Regions from separate parts of the Homo sapiens genome. Here regions 2, 3 and 4 are each linked to region 1. The links are chromatin loops, found by intact Hi-C in ENCODE. Cell type or tissue: CD4-positive, alpha-beta T cell. All regions are shown on one strand.

Region 1 (5,000 bases):
GTGACCAAAATCCAGGCATGACAGTTCACAGGCCAGTTGTTCATCCCCACCACAGCTTAATAGAGCTGCGCTGTCCTTCCTGGTGAGGTTTCCTCCAAGCCAAACATGCTTTGAGCTGGCTCAGATGCCCAGGGGCAGAAGCATGGGCTTCCTTCAGAGAAAGTAATGCTTCTGTGTCCAGAATTGGTTCCTTCCAGTTGATTTTAGTCTCACTGACTTCAAGAATGAACAGGCAGACCCTCATAGTGACTGTTATAGTTCTTAAAGATGGTGTCCAGAATTTGTTCCTTAAGATGTTCAGATGTGTCCAGAGTTTCTTCCTTCTGGTGGGTTCGTGGTCTTGCTTACTTCAGGAGTGAAGGCACAGACCGTTGCCGTGAGTGTTACAGCTTTTTTTTTTTTTTTTTTTGAGACAGAGCCTCGCTCTGTCACCCAGGCTGGAGTGCAGTGATGCAATCCCAGCTCACTGCAAGCTCCACCTCCCGGGTTCATGCCATTCTACTGCCTCAGCCTCCGAGTAGCTGGGACTACAGGCGCCTGCCACCACTCCTGGCTAATTTTTCTTATTTTTAGCAGAGACACGATTTCACCATGTTGGCCAGGATGGTCTGGATCTCCTGAACTTGTGATCCGCCCACCTCAGCCCCCCCAAAATGCAGGGATTACAGGCGTGAGCCACCACACCCGGCCAGTGTTACAGCTCTTAAAGGTGGCGTGTCTGGAGTTATTCATTCCTCCCGGTAGGATCGTGGTCTTGATGGGTTCATGGTCTCTGTGGCTTCATGAGTGAAGCTGCACACCTTGGCAGTATTACAGCTCACAAACATAGCACAGTTCCCAACACTAAGCAGAATCAAGATTTATTGTGAAGACCAAAAGAACACAGCTTCCACAAACTCGAAACAGACCCTACAGGGTTGCTGCAGTTGGGCCGGTGGCCAGCTTTTATTCCCTTATTTGGCCCCGCCCATATCCTGCTGATTGGTCCATTTTTACAGAGTGCTGATTGGTCCATTTTACAGAGTGCTGATTTGTCCATTTTTACAGAGTGCCGATTGGTGCATTTACAAAACTTAAGCTAGACACAGAGCACTGATTGGTGTGTTTATAATCCTTTAGCAAGACAGAAAAGTTCTCCAAGTCCCCACCCGACCCAGAAGACCAGCTGGCTTCACCTCTCACTTCCATGCTGCCAAGACCCCTAAGACTCCCAGAGCCTCCTTCCTCGGCTCCTCACTGCCCCTTCCCGCCCTACTCCATGCCTCCATGTTTTCCCCAGGACCCAAGGCCAGACTTCGCTCTGAGCTCCCTGACGCTTTGGGCTGAGGCCAGGCCCTGATATACCGGTACTGCAGGAAAAGAAAGGAAAAGAATCCAGAAGGCTCCTCCTGGGCTTGCACAAATTCCCCTCTGCTTGGTCTGAAGAGGCACGTACTAGGAGAGTGCACAGGTAACAGTGAAGCCCCCTTACCCAGTGACCCTTCCTCCTGGTTACCACATTCCCCAGTGGCGCCTGGTCTATGACAGCTGTGTCTCTGCCTCCACAGGGCTCAGGGCAGGTCCTGGGGCACTTCTCCCGCTGGCCCTGGATGAGTCAGCACCTCAGGCGCATGCAGTAGGTGCTCAAGACTCAGATCCCTCCTCTTGTCTAGGCCTCCAGTTGGCCCGGATTCTGGGGGCCCTAGGGGACCCCCTCCCTCCCCTTCTGGCTTTTGCTCACACACACTGGACCTGATAAAAGTTCCAGCATGATTTATCAAACACCCTGGCTCCTCCAGGCTGAGCCCCTGGGGGATTTTGAAAGGAAACAGGCTCCATGTGCTTCCAATCCACTCCACGCAGCTCATTGCGCTATTGTTCCGTCTAGCGGGGGATGTGCGGGACACCCTGGAACCGTTCGTGGCTCTGTTTAAAGATGTTTTTCTTAGAAGCAGGAAGTTACGTCCTGCCAAGAAGAAATGAAAATAAAGCCCCGAGGGTTCACTCGGGGTTCGCTGGGAGCCGCGCTGAGCTGTTGCAGCGTCTTGGCCCGGCCGAGGAGGAAGTTTAAAGGGGCCTCTGTCTAGAGCTCTGAAGGCAGGCAAGGCAGCCTGGCAGTGACCATCAGGCAAGTCAGAGACACACGCGAGCTCTCTGCCCCAGGGGCCCTAGGGTGGCCTCACAGGGCACAGCAGAGCCCTCCTTCTCGTGATCACGCTGCGGTCGGGTTGGCTGCTCCTTCCCATTCGTTCCTCTGAATCTCTGCAGAGGCCGGGGGCATGTGGGAAGGGCCCAGGAAAACCTCAGGTCCAAATCTTGGCTCCTTGTATGATAGACGTGTATCTTGCACAAAGTACTTCACCTCTCTGGGCAGCAGATGTCGTGCTGTGAACTCTGGGGCTGCTCTTCCCCCTGCCCCAGGCTTTCTTACATACTTCCTACTAACCCCCAGCCTCCGAGGACCAGGTTCAGACAAAACTGTCTATCAAAGTCATTCCCTGGGTGAGTGTGACTGAACAAAATCAACAGCCCAGCCCGGTAATGCCAAGAGGCTCCAGGCCTCCCACAGAGGGAGGGGCTCCTCCAAGGCTGTGGGTACAGGTGTTCTTCTGGGGTTCCCAGGGCAAGCCGGGAAGGAGTACTGCAGAGCCCCACGGAAGGATGCATGAGCACAATTGCTCTTTCTTGCCTCTGAGGAAACTTCTTGGCAGACAGTGTAGAATTCATTTCTACCTCTTTTCATTCATTCAACAAGTACTGAGAGCCTTCCATTTGCTTAATAAGAAAAAGGGGCTAGGACTTTGAAAGCCAAAACTGTTTCTGTCATTTACTGACTTTGAGATCTTGGAAAACTATGTATAAGTCTCAGTCTTCTAACTATAGAATGGGAATAAATGTCTCTACCTTTTAGGTCCTTGTAAAGATCAAGCACTCTTGGATGTCCCCTGCACTGCAGGGAAACGTGGCTGCTGCCTCTTCTGGTTGCCTGCAGCTCTTTGCATAGAGTTCATGTTAGCCTTGGTGATTCATGAGTGCGTGATTGTCACCAACACGTGTTTCTGAGTGCTGCAGGGTGGGGGCTGCACTTTATGCCTCAAGCTGTCCCCAGATTCTGGAAGAGTCCCCTGCTCACTTGAGGGTGGGTTGAATGAATAACAAACTGATTTATTTCCTCCATCATGTCCTGAGAGGATACCTGGGCTGCAAAAATAAACATGCCTGAGGTCTACCAGATCTGGGCAGCATGGTGGGACAGAGGGACAACTGAAGGCTGATGTCGTGGTCACCTCCCAGCCAGTTGAAGGGCTGCTGGGGCACTGACGGTAGACAAGACATCTGAAGCCAGTTAGTAAGACTCCAGGGCTTACGAATACTGCCCAGTTCCTGAAAGTGGCGTCCTGCAGGCAAGGAGAGCACACTGTCCAAGTCATAGTTGGAGGCACATTGAAGGCACCAGCACCATCTGGCCCTCTACCCCAGAACTTGGAACCAGCGGGAATCACAGGACTATAGGTTTCAGCTCAACCAAAGAAAGGAGTTCTCAACAATCAGAACTGTCTGACTATAGAATGAGCTGCCGAGGTGTTGAGTTTCCCAGCCCTGAGGGTTTTTATGTAAGGCACCCACAGCTATATTCTAGGAATGTCTTATTGGTGTGGTGAGTCATGAACCACTGGAGGCTTGATTGCGTTCCAAAGTGTGGCACATACACGATTGGTGGTCCATGCGCTGATTTTATAAAGCACACAGACCATTTTTTTAAAAAGTGTGTTTTCTTTCTGTTAAATTATATAGATTTTGTAGTTATTCCCTATTTTATGAGAAGTGATAACTGTTTTTCATTTATGGAACAACAAAGTTTTATTTTAAACAAATATATCAAATACAATACCATTTATAATTGCTCAAAAATAAGATACTTAGATGTGAATCTAACAAAATATGCATAGGACTTGCATGCTGAAAATTACAAATAGTGATTAAAGAAATCAAACAAGATCTAAGCAAATGGAAAGACATACCATAGGCTGGAAGATGCAGTGAACTGAAGATGTCAGTTCTCCCCAAATTGACACACAGGTTTGATGCAATTCTATCAAAACCTTAGCAAGATTTATATTTTTTTGGCAGGGGAAAATTATTCTAAAATTTCAATGAAAAGGCACAAAAACTTGAATAACTAAATCAAAAAATTTAAAGAACAATCAAGTGAGAAGAATCAGTCTATCTGATTTCAAAACTTATTGTATACCTATAGTAACTGAGGTTGTGTGGTATTGGTGGAAGGCTAGACACATAGATAGATCAATACAATAGGATAAATAACCAAGAAACAGATCCAGAAAAATATGCTTATCTAATCTTTGACAGAAATGTGGAAGTAATTCATTGCAGAAAAGAGCCTTTTAAATAAATGGTGCTAAAGTAATTAGATATTCATAGGCAAAAAAAAAAAAAAAAAAAGCCAAAAACCCTCAACCTAAGTCTTACACCCTTTGCAAAAATTAACTCAAAATACATCATGGGCCAGGCACAGTGGCTCACGCCTGTAATCCCAGCACTTTGGGAGGCTGAGGCGGGTAGATCACCTAAGGTCAGGAGTTCGAGACCAGCCTGGCCAACATGGTGAAACCCCGTCTCTACTAAAATACAAAAATTAGGTGGGCATGGTGGCACGTGCCTGTAATCCCAGCTACTCAAGAGGCTGAGGTGAGCATCACTTGAACCCGGGACGTGGAGGTTGAAGTGAACCTAAATCACGGCTCTGCACTCCAGCATGGGCGACAGAGCGAGACTCCCTCTAAAAAAATAAAAATAAATAAATAAATAATGGACTTAAATATAAAACATGAAACTATAAGACTTAAAAGAAAATAGAAGGAAATCATCAGGATATGGGATGAGATAAAGGATTCTTAGACTTGATACCAAAAGCACAACCCATAAATTGAAAAATTGATAAATTGGACTTCTTAAATATAAAAACTTTTGCTCTACAAAAAGCCTATTGATAACTTTTT
Region 2 (5,000 bases), 140 kb before region 1:
AATCAGACATACGCTGAGTTCCGGGCTGAGGTCTCCAAGAGCCCCCAGGCCTTCCTGCCCTTTGGCTTCCCTGAGGCACGCTGTGTCCCCAACACGGCAGGGCCACATGGGGGCGCCTGAGTGTCACACATCCCCGCGGAGCACCAGGAAGCAGGCAGAAGCTGCCCAGAGGGAAAACCCAGCGAGATGCCAGCACAGCCCTGGTCTCGCAGTCTGAGGAGGACAGGCATGCTTCTCACGAGGTTGTGCTCTTGTCACTGAAGGGAAGGCCTGGCATGTGCGTGGCAGTGTGACAGGCTGGACATTGACATTTCCTAGGGGCTGCTCTCCCTGCATCACCCCCTTTTTTTTGTCAGCTTAGCAATTTTATGGGGTGGGTATTACCTGGACTTTACTGGGAAGACACCGAGGTTTAAAATGACTGAGTAACTTGACCAAGACCCCTAGTTAGAAAGTGACCTGGCTTGGAAAACTGTGCCCACCTCTGACAAGATGAACCAACCGGGTCATCCACTTCAGTGCATCACCAGCCAAACAGAGATTTGTATATGTAGTGCTGTTGAGGAGGAAGCCCTCTTGTGTGGGTGTGGTGGGAAGGGAGCAGGGCAGGGACACCTGCCTTTGCAGCGTTCTGGCTGGTGTCCCGGAAGGTGGGGAGGCAGCAAGCCAGGGTGATAAGCTAACCGCATGGCCAACCAGCTGCAAGCCTTCAGGGTTCCGGGCTTGCATCTGCCTGGGTCTTTGCTAGGCCCTTTTAGCAGGCTCCGTCTCTATGTCAGGCACCTCCCTCTCTCTTGCACATGCACGGTTTTGAGGAGAAGTTTTGAGGAGAAGCCATTTAATTCCCAAACACGTTACTGCTGCCCCATGTCTGGGTCTGGACTTCCCCAGCTGGCTGATTATTTAAGTTCAAATTGGATTTATGCACTGACTTTCTTTTCTTGGAGGGAAAGGCATGACCTGCCCTGGGCAGAGTAACTAAGCAGGAAGAAACTGTGTGCTGAGTGCCGAGGGCTGACATCACAAGCAGCCAGGCTGCTGCAGAGCAGGCTGCAGGGAGAGGGATGGACTCAGCCACAGCCCAGTCTGGAGCGAAGGTGAGAACTGGAAATCCTTAGGCTGGTGCAACAGACAGAACAGCCCAGTGCTGTGTGTCCTGCAGACCCTGTGCACAGTGAAGGCCTATTCCCTGTGGATTCCTGCCCTGAGCTGCAAGGAGGAGGGAATCTACAGTGGGAGAGCTGCTGAGGCTAGCACTGTGCTAGTCACAGATTGCCACACTCTGGGGTCCAGGCTGGGAACAGAAATGAGAGCCTTGGTCAGGAGGGAGCTTCTGGGACCTGCCGTGTGTACAGGAAGCAGCATCTACTCAACCTCTGCAGATAGTTGCTATGTGGGGATGCGTTTCTAAAGACATGGATTCTCCTGCTTTTCAAAAGAATGTTCTCATTTTAAAGTCCCAATTCAACCAAGCCAATACTTCAAAAAACACAGCCAAACTCACACATATGTGGGCGGCAACTACCCTACGGGCTGCCACTTGGTGACCTATGTCTACCTATTTCCTGCCTGGAATAGATAGGAAGTACTGTTATTCCCATTTTGCAGATGGGGAAACAGAAGTCCTGCAGGCTGAGGAACTTGACGGTAGCGGCAGAGCTGAGCCTTAGAATTTGGCAAAAGGCGGAAGAAACCCTACCTTAGGCATGGGGAACTCACATGCTCCCGCGCAGTAGTAGGCATCAAAAGATTTCGGTGAGATTATCCATTCATTCCAGCCGATGTCTGCGAAGTCCACCTTCAGGTACCTCCGGGAGCACACCCTCGGCTCATCCCACTGCTTCCTCCGGGCTTTCTGCATCGTCTTCTCGTCAAAGTCCAGCACCTGCGAGGCGGCCATGAACACCTCCTGGCCCTTCTTCCTGCGGTCTTTGCGCCCTGGCCGGGGTTTCAGCGCCCGGAAGGGGCTGGGCCACAGCTGGTGCTTGTGGAAGTGCTGTGCGTGGGCGCGCGGCGGCCTCTCATCCAGCCCCGGCAGCTCGTTGTCCTGGAGGGGCCCAGTGGCCTGCGCGGCTCGGCGCACGCGGGGGTCCGCTGAGTTGTTGGGGGCTGCGCGGGGCTCGGGGTCTCCGGCAGGGAAGGGGTCGTATCTCTGCAGCGTCACTGCCACGCTGTTGGGCTCCGAGATGGCCAGATCGTTGGCATAGACTAGGATGTAGGGCGCATAGGGGCTGGGCCGGGGCACCCCCGGGTCCCTCTCCTCAGAATCCAGCTGGGCGGAGAGGAGCAGCTCGCCATCCCGGCGGGCCGCCTTGACGATGGGGGAGATGTCCTTGGCCTGCCACAGGCCGCGCGGTGGGGGCGCCAGGGCCATGGCCCCGCGGAGTAGCCCCTGTGTGGCCGTGTTCTGCGAGAGGCTGCGGAAGAGCAGGTGCTGGCGTGTGGGCGGGCCCAGGGGCAGCGGGCGGCCTGAAGCGTTCTTGGCCCGCGGCTTGCATAGCACCTCGAGCGCTCGAGGCCACCGAGGCGGCTCTGAGTAGAAGTGGAAAGTGGCCGTAAGGATCATTTCCGAGTCTTGCATGGAAGTCAGGTTGAAGAAATACACGGCCTTCTGGTCGACCACTTCTGTGAGGGAAGGAGAGACCACAGGCTGTGAAGTTCTCGCTCGTGCTCCTGAGGGTCTCCCACCCAGGGCTGGAGGAGCAAACGCCCACCGATCCACACTTTCAGGACCATCCTCCTCCCCCGCTTTGCTTCCCTCCTTTCGTGTAATCCTCACATGAAACTGATGAGGGCGCCCTTTGCAATCCTCAGTGCACAGGTGAGGAATTAAGGTTGAGATTGTCAATATCCCGTAGCAAACAACAACAACAACAAAAAGCAACAGCAAAGAAATAGGGGCAGACAGGGAGGCATTCGGGCCTGCTGGACTCCAAAGCTCCTGTTTGCTCCCCCTGCCCTCTACTGCCTCTGCATGCACAAATGAACAAATGTCACTGACACCTTCATTAAGTGCTCAGGATGGCTTGGGTTGGGTCCAAGCCCTGCATCAAGGCAGCCCCTCCTGTATTTGCACAGCCCTCTATTTATGCAATCAGTTTTTAAATGCAATCATTAAATACACTTCACATTAAACCCAAACATTCTTCCAAAAGAGACGAAATAAATAAACGCTCATGCTTTTTGAGCACCTCCTAAGGGAAACCAGGATCAAAAGTACAGCCATTTAGGCATCTGCTCTTTGTTCTGCCTGAGGACTTTTAAGATTGTTTTAACAAGAAAAGAGCAGCATCAGGATTACACAAGGCAACCTGACTAAATCTCCAAGGTCCAGGTAAAGACCGGGACGTCTCAACCATTACATCTGCAACTTGGTTCAAGAATGCTCCAGCTCCGGCTTCCCTGGGGCTGCCGGCCACTCCTTCCTATTTGCCTGGTGGAAGCAGGCGTTCCCCAGGGCACCAGGGCAGCACAGCCATGTCAGCAGTCCCAGGAAGCTGCCCCAACCTTGGCAGCAGCATGAGTATTGTGTCAGGTTTGAATCGCCTAAACATTATTATATATCAGTGAGCGTTCTCAAATGGCCAAGTCCGCTCTAGGCTTCTGAGGAGTGGGGAGTCTTTCCTGGTGCCTCCCTAGGATGCCGCACACTAACAGGACACCAGAGAGGCCAGGCTGGCTTTCTCCTTTCCACTGCTTCATTTCCTGACAACGAAGTGTCCTTCTGCTGGGGAACGTCTGGAGAGGAGCAGGGCTCCCAAGCCCGGGAAGTGTGTGTGGGGGACACTGGGCTCTCTAGGGGCATGGGTCAGGGCCACACCTCTCTGACCCCTGTACCTACAGCATCTGCAGGGATTTTTTTTTTTAACAGAAATATTCCACTTTCTCTTCTTTGTTTCTGTTGGGAAGAAGGCATAATTCAACTGGGATTGTTCACATACTCTTAAGGGACTATGAGCGGGAAGAAACAGAGAAGCACATCTATGGAAGGCCTGATAAATAAATGCCAGTAAAGGCTCAGGTGGCACTGAAGCCATTACCTTATTTAATCCTCACAACAAACCTGCCAGGACAGTGTCACAGCCCCTCAACATGCTCCACACATAAGCAGCAGCCCAGGGTCTCAATGCACACTTGAACCTGGCTTCCCCAAGCATGTGGCCTTGACTGCATAACAATGACTTCCACATTTTAATCAGCACTCCAGGGGACTCTGGCCATCAGGGAAGTTTGGGAAGTCAGTGGCAGCTGATAGCTCACTCCGGTGGTAGCGGTGGTGTATCTGCAGCATCTGGGGTTGACCGATGGATGGGGTGAAAGTTCACCAATAATGTTGCACCCCCCCATCCCCAAGCTAGAAAATGCCCTAGGAACCAAGCTCCCAGGACTCAGTGGCGCCACGCCCTGAACCTTGCTTTCCCCATCTGCCTCACAGGGACAACAGCCTCCATCTCACACAGAGGATTGTCTGGAAGATCACAGAAACAGCCTAGTGAAGTGCCAGGTACAAAGGAGGTGCCCCCAAATGTGCTTTCTGCCTCTTGAATCTAAAGGACCAAGGCTGGCAGAGCAAGCTCCCCTCCATCAACTGGGGTACCTTGCATTCACTGATCCAAATATCTGAGCTGCAACCCAGCCAACACAGCACATTGTTTTTCTTTGATCCAGTTCAAGTCTCAACTCCTCCATTGTTCTGCTAACAGATTCAGAGTGGGGAGGAACCTTTGAGGTTGTGCAAAAGGGTATAAGTCCTACCTCCATGTGGCTTGAATGCCTCCTGCCAGAGGGAGCTCAGCCCTCACTGGGCAGCCTGCTCTGGGAAGACCCTCCCTGCTGGGGACTGCTGGGGACAAGATGGGTCACCCCCAGCCCCAGTGCATGAGGGACCACAGGCTGGTCCTCTCTCTGGATGTTTCTGCATGTACGCAGTGCAGGGGGCTCCAGGCTGTGGCTCAGAGAAGGGACCTCAACCTGAAATCTTTCAGTTTAGCCGAGCCCAA
Region 3 (5,000 bases), 90 kb before region 1:
AACATAGGCAGCAAAGAGACTTAGAAGGATAACGGATGTCTTAGTAAGAGATTGTAGTGTTTAGAAGCAACCCTTGGACAAAAGGCCAGGATAGAGGGATGCCAGAGAGCCAAAAACAAGCCAAATGGTGCCACTGGAGACATTGCCCTGGACGCTTGCTGCCAAGAGGCTGTTCTGATTCTGCTGCTATTGTCTACACTAGACTCTGGGTGCTGGGTGCTGCCATCCTACCATCACCTCCACCACCTGCTCCTCCACCACCACCCCCATAACACCAGCACCTCCCGCCACTTCCCCTCCATCCCCTCCTCTGGCATCTCCACCATCACCATCACCATAACTAGAGTGAATTCTAAAGTATCCCCTGATTCTTTGCAGTATGAGTTTCAGATTCAGAATCCTCAGTGGGAGTCTTTAATTGTTCATACGCAAGCTTTCACTGTCAAGAGTCAAGGAGAAAAATCTAATATTTGTGTTCATTTGGGGGGAATTGGTATCCTAATAATATTAAGTCCTCCCATCTAGGAACATGGTATTGTTACCAAGCGATCAATGGGCTTGGTGTCCAATTCACATAGAGGCCAATGCCATGGCACCAGCTTTTGAGAAAAGAAAAACAGCAATAAAGCTGCTTAATGGGCAAGAAGGCAAGAGAAAACTCTCAAACCTGTCTCCTCGAGCAGGGGTTTGGGTCAGGCTTTATAAGCATAGGGTAATGAGGTGTGATCTGATTGGATCTTGCAATGAGGTGGTGCCAGGAGGCATGATCTTACTGGATCCTGCCATGGGGTGATACCAGAGCTTCCTCTGATTGGATCCTGGCTCCTGCCAGGCAGTGTCTGCTTCTCAGTTCAGTCCCAATTTCTCAGTCCCAGCCCTGAGGTTCCTCCTGTGGCTGTCCATTTGGTTCGCCTGAGCACGCTCAGATTACATCACCTTCAATCTGGGGGCCCATGGTAACCTGAAAACAACTCACAACTTGGTTTCATAAAAGTTGAACCACATAGGTGTGATGAAGTTACAGTAGGTGCTAAAATCTCCCACTGTGATTGTGAGACTGTCAAATTCTAGGTTTTGGAATTTCAACAATGTAGTCACAGTAAGTTTCGTTAATGAGATGCCAGTCTTACTTATTAGTAGGTGATGATGTTTTCTGTCTCATGTTTCTGATTTTCTCTTTATTCTTCATGTTTTAAAATGTTAGATGGTTTTATTTTTTCATTAATCCTAACAAGATATGTGAGTCACTTTAATCTGAAGTTCTTTCTCCTTGTCTTCTTACCCTACGTTCTGACAGATTTCCTTGACTTTATCTTTCAGTTCATTTACTGATGATCACTTTGAAGACAGGAATTGGTGGGTCACACTTATAATGTCTAAGAAGATGTATTGCCAGAAGATTCTTTAATGAATGTATACGTTTCCTGAATTTCTGAGAACAGCAATTAGAGTGCTTTAAAAGTTTTCCTTAGTTCATCGCGTCATCTAGGTGCTTCGTGCCTCTTCCCTCTGCCCTTCCCAGTCTTCACGGCTACATGCTGACTGGCTCTTCTGCCTGGTGCACCCTTGTTTGAGAACTGGGCTGGTTCTTCCAGATGGCTGCTACAGTGGGTTAGTTCCTGCAGTCCTCTTCTCCAGGAGGCTTCTGAGGGCTGAGCTGACTGCTTGGAGCTCTGGGTACCTGGGCTCATCCGCTGGCAGCCCTGCCTAGGGTGTGCAATGGACAGCTGGTCTTGAGGTGGAAGGCATGGCTGCTAAATCAGTAGTTGATGTCAGAAGGCAGGACAGTTCATGTTCACCTGCATCTCCTCCAGCCCCTCCAGCTGACCTGGGCTGTGCCTGGCTGCCAGAGGAAGGCCCCTTTTCCTGTATCCATTTGTTCAGAGGAGCTGACAAATGGCTTCCTCTGAGTTCCCAATTTCTGCTGGGATTTTCCATTCCATCCTCTGGCCTGTGCCAGTAGTAACATTTTACACTTGTCTGACACCTTTTCTCCTCTGAGCTCCAAGCACTTTACAAGCAAGCAGTTGCTATTATTGCCCTCTGAATTCTGATGGAAAAGCTGAGAGTCATGGGATCAAAGCCGCCATGATTGGGCAGTGAAGACAAGGCTCCCAGACACCAGGCCAGTCCCCGGCCCTTGGCAGGACCACATAGAGCACCCCAGCTGCTGAGGTGAGGTAGCCCAGGGGAGGGTTTTCAGCACGGGCTCCCTAGAGGCTCCCCAGAGCCGTCTTATCCTGTTGTAAAGTGATGCATTGTCCTTTACTGCAGAAGAGAGTGGGACCCTTGGGACTCTTCCCTGCCAGAAAAAGTGGGCTGATGGTTCGTGGTTTATTTTGGGAATGAGAAGACTCATTCAATCTGTAAAGGGTCCTCATCTTGTCTTGAGGAACAGGAAGCAGATCTGTATTACGTGGCCCAGGCAGCGGAATAAGGTTCAGTTGCTACAGGTTTTCACCAGTCAGAGGACTTGTTAGCACTGAGAGCTGCCCAAAGGGGAGTGCGTTTGCGTCCCTGGTTGGGTCCCGAGGCAAGTGTCTCTAGCTGCTGCTGGGGATGTCCTGCATCACATGATGCTAGGGAAGGGTGACACATGAGGCCTCTTCCAACCCAGATCTTGCATCATAAGGACACACTCTAGTGCTATCTCCTCTAAGTGGTGGTGGCCTTGGGGCTGAAACCCTGAAACCCTGGGTCATGTCACATCTTGCTGGATCTGCAAAGCTCCTTAGTTCCCATCTCCTCCTTCTTTCATTTAGCAAAACTCGGTTTGAGGTCTGCATTTTCCCTCTTTTGTACGAAGCTTTGCCCAGTAGCAGCTTACTGTTTAACTGGAAGGAACATCTGTGACCATGAAATTTTCAGCAACCTAAAAAGGCCCTGTTAAGTAATATTTGCTGAGCTAGTGTTGGGAGTCAGCAGTGTGTGTGTGTGTGTGTGTGTGTGTGTGTCTGTATGTCTGTGTGTGTGTGTGTCTGTGTGAATTCAGCTGCCCTCAGGCAGGTGGCTGGAAACTGGCTCACCTTTATCTGAGAACACATCAATCTTGGGAAGAGAATCCATGGAACTGAGTATGGAGGGACACCTGGCCAGAAAGAAACTGAGAACAAGTCATTCCTACCCCAGGGACCACAGAAGGAGGCAGACAGCTGGAGGAATGTGGTGTGTGTGCGTGTGTGTGTGTGTATTAGAGAGGGGTAGAGGACTATATTTTCTGGGCAGATAGAATTCTGAGCACATCTGTGTGTGTTAATGCTCACATGAAACCTTTCAAAGCTTGGAGAGATGGGTATTATGATTCTATTTTCCCAGTGAGGGATTAGAAGTCAAATAAGCTGCCCACGGCCCCAGCCCCGGCCAGAGCAGAGCTGGGATTTGAACCCAGTTAGTTGTCTTTGGCTCTGAAGCCCTTTCTCCTCTGTATCCCTGCCTGCCTTCAATGCAGGTGCCACAAATGAGGTCCCACGGACCCTGCTGACTGGCTCTGAGTCTTCCGGCTAGCCCGGCTGTCCCAGGCCCCAAGTGCTCTTTCCCAAGGGCTGGCTGCCTTGCAGGTCTCCAGAAGCCTCCGGGTCCACCCCCATGCCTCCCCAGATGCTCTAGAGAGCTCTGGGCCCAGGCCCAAGCCCAGCAGGGCAGCCCTGTGGTTTGCGATCTGGCCATGCATAGCTGGCTCTGAGCAGGCACTTATCATTCTTCCACGACCACCCAGTCAGTCTAACACAGCCTGGAAGTGCAGCTCTAGCTGCCCAGGCCGGTGGTGGCTCAGTCCTCACTGAGCCCTGCTGCTCCCACTCGCTGTCTGCCACCCCCGCTGTAGCCGGCCCCGCCTGCCCAGCTGAGCGAGAGGTCGCTGGAGCCCAGAAACAGCAGGGTCTGAGCATCCCTAGCAAACCACAAAGGGAGATTCACAAATCAAAAGGGCCCTAGAGAACAAAGCTGTCACATCAGTCCATCATGGAGTCGGATCTCAAAATATCGCCAGGCCAGAGTCCTGCCAGCTGTGAGTCACCACCCGGCCAGAGCAGCCGCAGCGGGCCCCCAGCCACATGGAAAAACACCTCGGCAGCCAGCTGGCTGCTCTCTGCCCAGACCTGGGAGGTGTAGGGTGTCTGTGGGGTGGTTCCACACCTCCATGCTGCGGTGTGGAGAGGAGTCAGCCCTGGTATGCTTGCTGTAGGAGCAGGAGGGAGGGGACAAGGGAACGGCCATATCGACGATGGCTTCTGTCTTCCTAAGGACGCAGTCCAGGCCTGCTTCATCCCTCCAACCCTGCTCCAAGCCTCTGGGATAACCAGCAGTGTGAGGCTGGTTGACGACAGTGGCTCAGCACAGCCTTTGATGTCACCCTTTTTATGCCTCCCTGTGGCCCTACACTGCTGGCCCACCTCTTCCCAGGTGATGAGAAGTTGGATTCAGGGCCTATGTAAGTCCAGCATCTCATCGCACCAATGCCTATGGCAATGCACAGACCAAGAGCCTGCACTTGGTGTGCTGAGTCCCTCTTCATGCACTGCTCCAGTTCCTACCCCAAGCCCTATCATTACACATGGTGGGGAGGGGCATGGGGGCACGCACATAGGGATCACGTCCTTTTGTAGGAGTTTAGGCATTCTCCTGACATTGCTTCTCTCTCATCCACCATCCTGAGACCTCACTCCTTCCGATCAGCATCCTTTGTTTCTCCTGGCTTTGAGGCCATGACACGTGTGTCTATAAATATGAAGTGGCCTGGATGACAAAACACAAAGTTTTGAACTGATTTTTGTTGTCAGCTCATTTTTTCCTTCTGTGCCTCATTTTCCCCACATGAAGAGTAAGACGAGATCTTACAGAGACTTTTGGTTCTAAAGGCTGAGGGTTTTAGAATTTGGGGTGCCACCTGCCACCCCTCCCTGAGCTGGAGCCATAGCATATTCTAACGGGCTTCATCTTTAGTGAACTGAACATTAATGAGGAACATTAATGTTTTATTCGGGCAAGGAGGCAACAAGGAC
Region 4 (5,000 bases), 120 kb after region 1:
CCCCTCTAGGGAAACTGGCCAGAGTGGGAAATCACAGCCAGATTTTGGGTCATGGGCAAGGGGCTGAGGGCTCATGTCTGTGAAGAGAGGGGCCTCGAGGGGCCCAGGCAGGGAATGGCAGTGCCGGGAGCACTATGGAGAGTGGTGGGGTCTGCAGGAACCTGCCACCAACTAGATTGGGCAGCCGCTCTCCTGCCGCACGTCTCCTTTCACATCTGTGGCCAGAGTCTCCAACTTTTCAGGAGAAACTGCAGATCTAGATTTTCATATGAAAATGTTAAGACATAATTCAAAGTTTTTTGAGAAGCACTCTGCAAGCCAAATAAAACACATCAGCAGGACGGATCTGGCCAGCACAGCACATTCATGACCTCTGTTTGGTGTCCCCTAACACCCACCCCTGGGCCCCAGCCACCTTCAGGGCTGGCAGGGGGGCCTCTGCTTCCAGGGCCCATGCTCCTCCCTCGCCTTCATCCTGGTCATGGGGCTCTGCCTTCCCCGGAGCTGTCCCAGTGTTCAGATGACCCTGAGGCAGGAGCCCACCTGCAGTACAGCCTCCAGGCTGGTCAGCCGGTGTAGACATCTGGTCATTCTTCATGTCTGTCACCTGCCCAGCTGGTCACAAAGCAGAGGTCCGAGCCCCAGGAAACCCAGGACCACCAGGCTGTGGAGGAGAAAGACTTGCTGGTGTTTCATGGCCCTTGTTTGCTGTTACCAAAGCTCATGTTTAAACACAATTACTTTCTGCTCCACTCAGGCAACCCAGTTGGCACACCCTTCCAGGGACCAAGTCCCATGGCCTTTAAGGAAGCCCTAGCATGGGGCTGCCCATTCCCCAGACATGAAAGGCAGCTAGTAAGTTTGCTACTCATTAGCTGTGTGGCCTGGGAAAATGACTTAGTTTGGCTGGCCTCAGTTTCTTCATCTGTAAAATGGGAACACTATCTCATGCTAGATAAAAAAGGACAAAATTAGACAATTAGATAAATTCCCTCCCAGCTTCACCCATGTGCAGAAATCCTTGAAGAAGGAGAAGGCGAAGGAGAAGGAGAAGGAGAAGGAGAGGAGAAAGGGGAATTAATATTTGTTGAACCTATTATGCATGAGGCACCTTGACAAGGGCTTACAAATGTCATCTCAACTCACCCTATGAATCACCCTGGCAGGCTATCACCCCACTTCACACAGCCCCTATTTCCACTTCACAGATGAAATCCTGAGCTCCAGGTAAGTTGAGCTATTTGTCCCCGGAAGGGCCCAAGATTTGAACCAAGATTCAAATTTGGTCGGTCTCAACATTAAACCTAGAAACCCGGCCAGCTGCAGTAACCCCCCTGCAGTGCCTTCAGCCTCTGGCCCTGGACCGACACTCCCTCCCATGGCTCCAACATGTGTGGGCCCAGGCTCCAGCGCCCTCCTCAGGGGCTGCCCTGCCTCTGCTCTTGAGAGGACCTGCAGGCCTCCATCACCCAGCCCACGCTTCCTGTCTGTGTTGCAGGGGTGCCCAACCCAGTGCTGGCCTCTTCCTCTCGGTGTTGCAGGCGGCCTGCCAATGCCATTCCTTGACTCAAATGGACTCTGTGGACAAAAGAACACTCCCCCAACTACTGCCTTCTTGGCCCAGGCAACTCCTTCTCATCCTTCAGAACCCAGTTCAGACATACCTCGTATTGGGGGCTGTGCCTGGCAACCCCAGCTCCCCAGGCTGGGCTGAATGCCTCCCTAGGCCACACCAGCACCCACCTTGGCCTTGATCTCATTCACTATCAGTGAGTCCACTCTGCAGTGAGGGGCAACGCTGAGCTGAGGTAAGGCAGCTCTCCTGGGGCCACTGCCTTAACCTGAGGGTCCCAGCAGCTGTCCCTGGGGCCCCTGGTCCTTGCCTCTGATGCCACCCTGTGCTGCTGTTACCCACTCTCAAGCAAACCACACCCTGGTGGGAGGCCCTGGGGCTGCAGAGGCTGTGAGGACAGAGCCTGAAGCCTCTGCTGGGGTCCCACCCTGAGCTCTGAAAGAACCCCCAAATGGAAGCCCCCACCCTCTGTGTTGCACTTTGCTTTTCCCATGTGGCCACAGGTCCCAGGTTGGGGACTGGGCCACCTTCCCTTCCTCTTGCTTTAGTTTCATGCCCAGCTCCGGGTGTCTTCTCGTCGGGGACTCTGCATGCCTTTCTCAGGGCTGAGCAGAGCTGAGGGGTCCAGGAGCCCTGGTTACCCCCAGGTGACATCCCGTGGTATTGTTAGCATGGAGGTGATGTAGTGAAGACGGGTTGTCAGCTAGGATGGGGGCGAGATGACCATCTAAGCAATGTCAGAGCAGGGCACGTACTCAAAAATGTACAAACGTATCTTCCAATCTTCCAGCTGTTGGGAGAGCTTGGGCCACCCAAGGGCACAGCGCCCCCTGCTGGCCATGACGATGATGCGGCTTAGCTCACAGGGCTTTCCTCTGCAGCAGCTCCCCAGAAGCCAGGCAGGGGAGTGCTGGGCGGGGTGGGAGAGGGATAGGGGTGTGCATGCATGGGCCATTTCTCATTCTCTAACATACAAACGTGCTCTGACACCTCTCTTGAGGACCCCCTGTGCCCACTGGCACCACCAACAAATCAATCACATAGCCAATCAACAAATTAACAAGCACCTGCAGTGTGCACACACTGGCCCAGACTCACCTTACCTGGATGCTCCCCACCTCCACTCTCTGTGTTCAATTTGCCATAGTCCTCCTGCCCCACCTCCCATGGCTCTCACCCCCACAGAACTGCCCCTTGTGCCTTCCTCCTCAACCAGGTCCTCACGCCCCCAACAGGACACATACCCAGGGCCCAACCACGTGGCCTATCTCTGCACTCTCCTGCACCCATCCATCCCGCACACCACCCACACTCCAGTACTCTTGCCAAGAATGCTCGAGCATTCTCACCACCAGCTCCACAACCTCCAGGGCTTCCCTGTCCTTGAGAAAGAGCCCAGGGAAAGGCTTGGGTGATCAGACCCAACCTGCAGACGCAGCCCTGCCTGCCTGACTCCCACTCAATCTGCCCTCTAAGCAAACTGCAGCAGCACAGCACCATTCCCAGAAAGCACCCTTCACAGCAGCCTCCCACACATCTTCACAGCCCCCCACCTGCACAGGCATACTCAGCCTCACAGAGTCCCCCTACAGCCCTGACCCCTCGTTCCTATGGAAGACTCACGCCGAGGCCCTCGTCCATTCCCATTGCACATGGACCCACCAGGCCACTCACCTCTTCATCTGAGCCCCCACACCCAGAAGCACCCATGCCCCAACACCCTCTGTGGTATCCACCCTCCCGCCCACACTCAGGGTTCTGTACAGAAAGGAGGGATGCAGGGAGTGTGGTGAGCATAGGCCCCGACGCCCAGTTTCCCCAGAGAAGCCTTTCAGAGAAATCGCTTTCACATGGCAGCTTTGGTCCTCCGGGAGGGCAGCGGCTGAGGAGGGGGCATGACGGGGCAGCCAGCGAGACCATTGTTCACGCCTTGGCTGCTGGAGCCAAGCCCCTACCCCAGTGCCCCTTATCCATTGGAGGAGGCCGCAGGAAAACAAGGTCTGGTACCCGAGGGGCCCAGTGACCCGTTTGAGCAGCTCCCCTCAAGCAGAAGTTTCCCACATGACCTTCCAGCCGGGCCCTGGGCTTTCCTGCCTCCACAGCAACCGCAGTCCCCTCGCTTGGCACTGTGTCTTGGCCCAGGGCACAGGGGAAGGGAGGAAATGGGGAGGTGGGGAGAGGATGCACAGGCCTAGCCCGGGCTCCCAGCTGGCAACAGCCCTTCCTGTAAGGACTTCTGGGCCCTCTGGGTCCTCTGACCACCTCTTTCCACCACCCAAAACTGGTCATGGCCTGCATGGGTTTGGGGACCCAGTGAGCTACACTCACATCACTGGATGCTTCAAAGCAGCTGTGTGACTCCAGGCAAGTGTCAGGACCGTGGGTTCCTCATGCCCTCCTGGCTATCAAGCTTGAAGGGCCCACGTGGAGATTCGAGGGAAAATGCACACTCAGGCCCAGGAGCAGTGCCTCACACCAGTGAGTGGAGTTCCCTTTTAACATATTCTTGGGTATTGCCTCCACCTAGGGTCTGTTTGTCCCCAAATTTAAGCTTCCTGGGTTCTGACTATGTTGGGCCCAGTGGTGTGGTCTCTGCCCAGCTGGATGTCAGCCTCCCCTCGGCCTCAAGGGCCCAGTGCTACCACCCATGTTTCCTTACCATGACTCTGAGCAGTGCTGGTCCCTCTCTGAGTCCCAGGAATGGTGCACTTGTCTGCTACCGGTATCTCCACTCCCCAAGAACCTTCCTCACCCATCCTACTGGGCCACCCAGGACTTCTGGCCCTCTCTGGACTTCTGACAGGCTCTGCTATAAGCCCAGGCTCTCCACCTCCTCACACCCAGCCCCTCACAGGGCCAACGCACCTTAGTAGGTGCTTGGCCAAGGGTGGCAGGGCCATGTTCAATACACAGATTTCCTCTATGAGACTTTGCGGGGAGGACAGAGAGCTTGCCAGCAGCCTGGCCTCTTGTCCCGTGCCCTAGGCCCTTTGGAGGGAGCCCCTGCCCTGACCCTGGGGCCTCCCTACCTCTTGCACTATTGCCTGGCCTTCTATAGCCAGCCCCTCACACCTCCCAAGCTGTGGTCACGTGGAGGCCCTGCCACTCACGGGCCACACCTGCCATGTCCTCGGAGCCTTAAGATGCAGGTGTTGAGAGCTCGGTGTTGCCTGTAAAGGTCCCCCTGGAGGGGTCCCTCCCATCAGGCCTGGAGGCTCGGGTCTGTATACATGCATCTGCATGGGGCATGACTGGTTTCCAGAACCTCAGAGCCCAATCCACCTGCCCACATAGCCCATACCAGCTGACCAATGACAGTGAGGCGAATCACCAGTCTCCTCCTCACTCTGAGGCCTCCCTGCGCTGACCCTGTCCTCAACCTTTGATTTCTCCTTCTTACAGCCCAGCTCCCACATTGGACTCAGTT

The links. Peaks named below come from ENCODE experiments on the same cell type or tissue, not always from the same donor. Only the 100,000 strongest peaks of a DNase experiment are listed, where the experiment ranks them.
Region 2: a loop joins it to region 1, with 2.1 times the contacts of the local background. A loop is called at or near these places in 10 of 110 quality-filtered maps.
Region 3: it touches region 1 in a loop (2.6-fold over the local background); 12 of 110 quality-filtered maps call a loop at or near these places.
Region 4: a loop joins it to region 1, with 2.3 times the contacts of the local background. A loop is called at or near these places in 11 of 110 quality-filtered maps.

The regions. Positions count from the first base shown.
Region 1 is chr10:47,162,939-47,167,938 of GRCh38, reverse strand. No RefSeq gene overlaps it. Among named protein-coding and RNA genes, the nearest start is that of GDF10, 130 kb to the left of the region's middle. In CD4-positive, alpha-beta T cell, no CTCF peak of the experiment used is centred here; DNase peaks (open chromatin) are centred at 1,598, 1,978, 2,358 and 3,018; H3K4me3 peaks cover 1,222 bases; H3K27ac peaks cover 1,867 bases.
Region 2 is chr10:47,307,421-47,312,420 of GRCh38, reverse strand. It overlaps GDF10 (growth differentiation factor 10), which reads right to left. Exons shown (of 3, transcript NM_004962.5): 2 at 1,700-2,625. Among named protein-coding and RNA genes, the nearest start is that of GDF10, 9.7 kb to the right of the region's middle. RefSeq lists enhancers at 42-191, 1-492, 1,591-2,091. In CD4-positive, alpha-beta T cell, a CTCF peak has its summit at 102 (motif pointing right); DNase peaks (open chromatin) are centred at 150, 650, 1,000 and 2,340; H3K4me3 peaks cover 704 bases; H3K27ac peaks cover 232 bases.
Region 3 is chr10:47,252,796-47,257,795 of GRCh38, reverse strand. No RefSeq gene overlaps it. Among named protein-coding and RNA genes, the nearest start is that of GDF10, 45 kb to the left of the region's middle. In CD4-positive, alpha-beta T cell, no CTCF peak of the experiment used is centred here; DNase peaks (open chromatin) are centred at 855 and 2,525; H3K27ac peaks cover 722 bases.
Region 4 is chr10:47,045,176-47,050,175 of GRCh38, reverse strand. No RefSeq gene overlaps it. Among named protein-coding and RNA genes, the nearest start is that of PTPN20, 140 kb to the right of the region's middle. In CD4-positive, alpha-beta T cell, CTCF peaks have their summits at 2,194 and 2,393 (motif pointing left); DNase peaks (open chromatin) are centred at 1,485 and 2,405.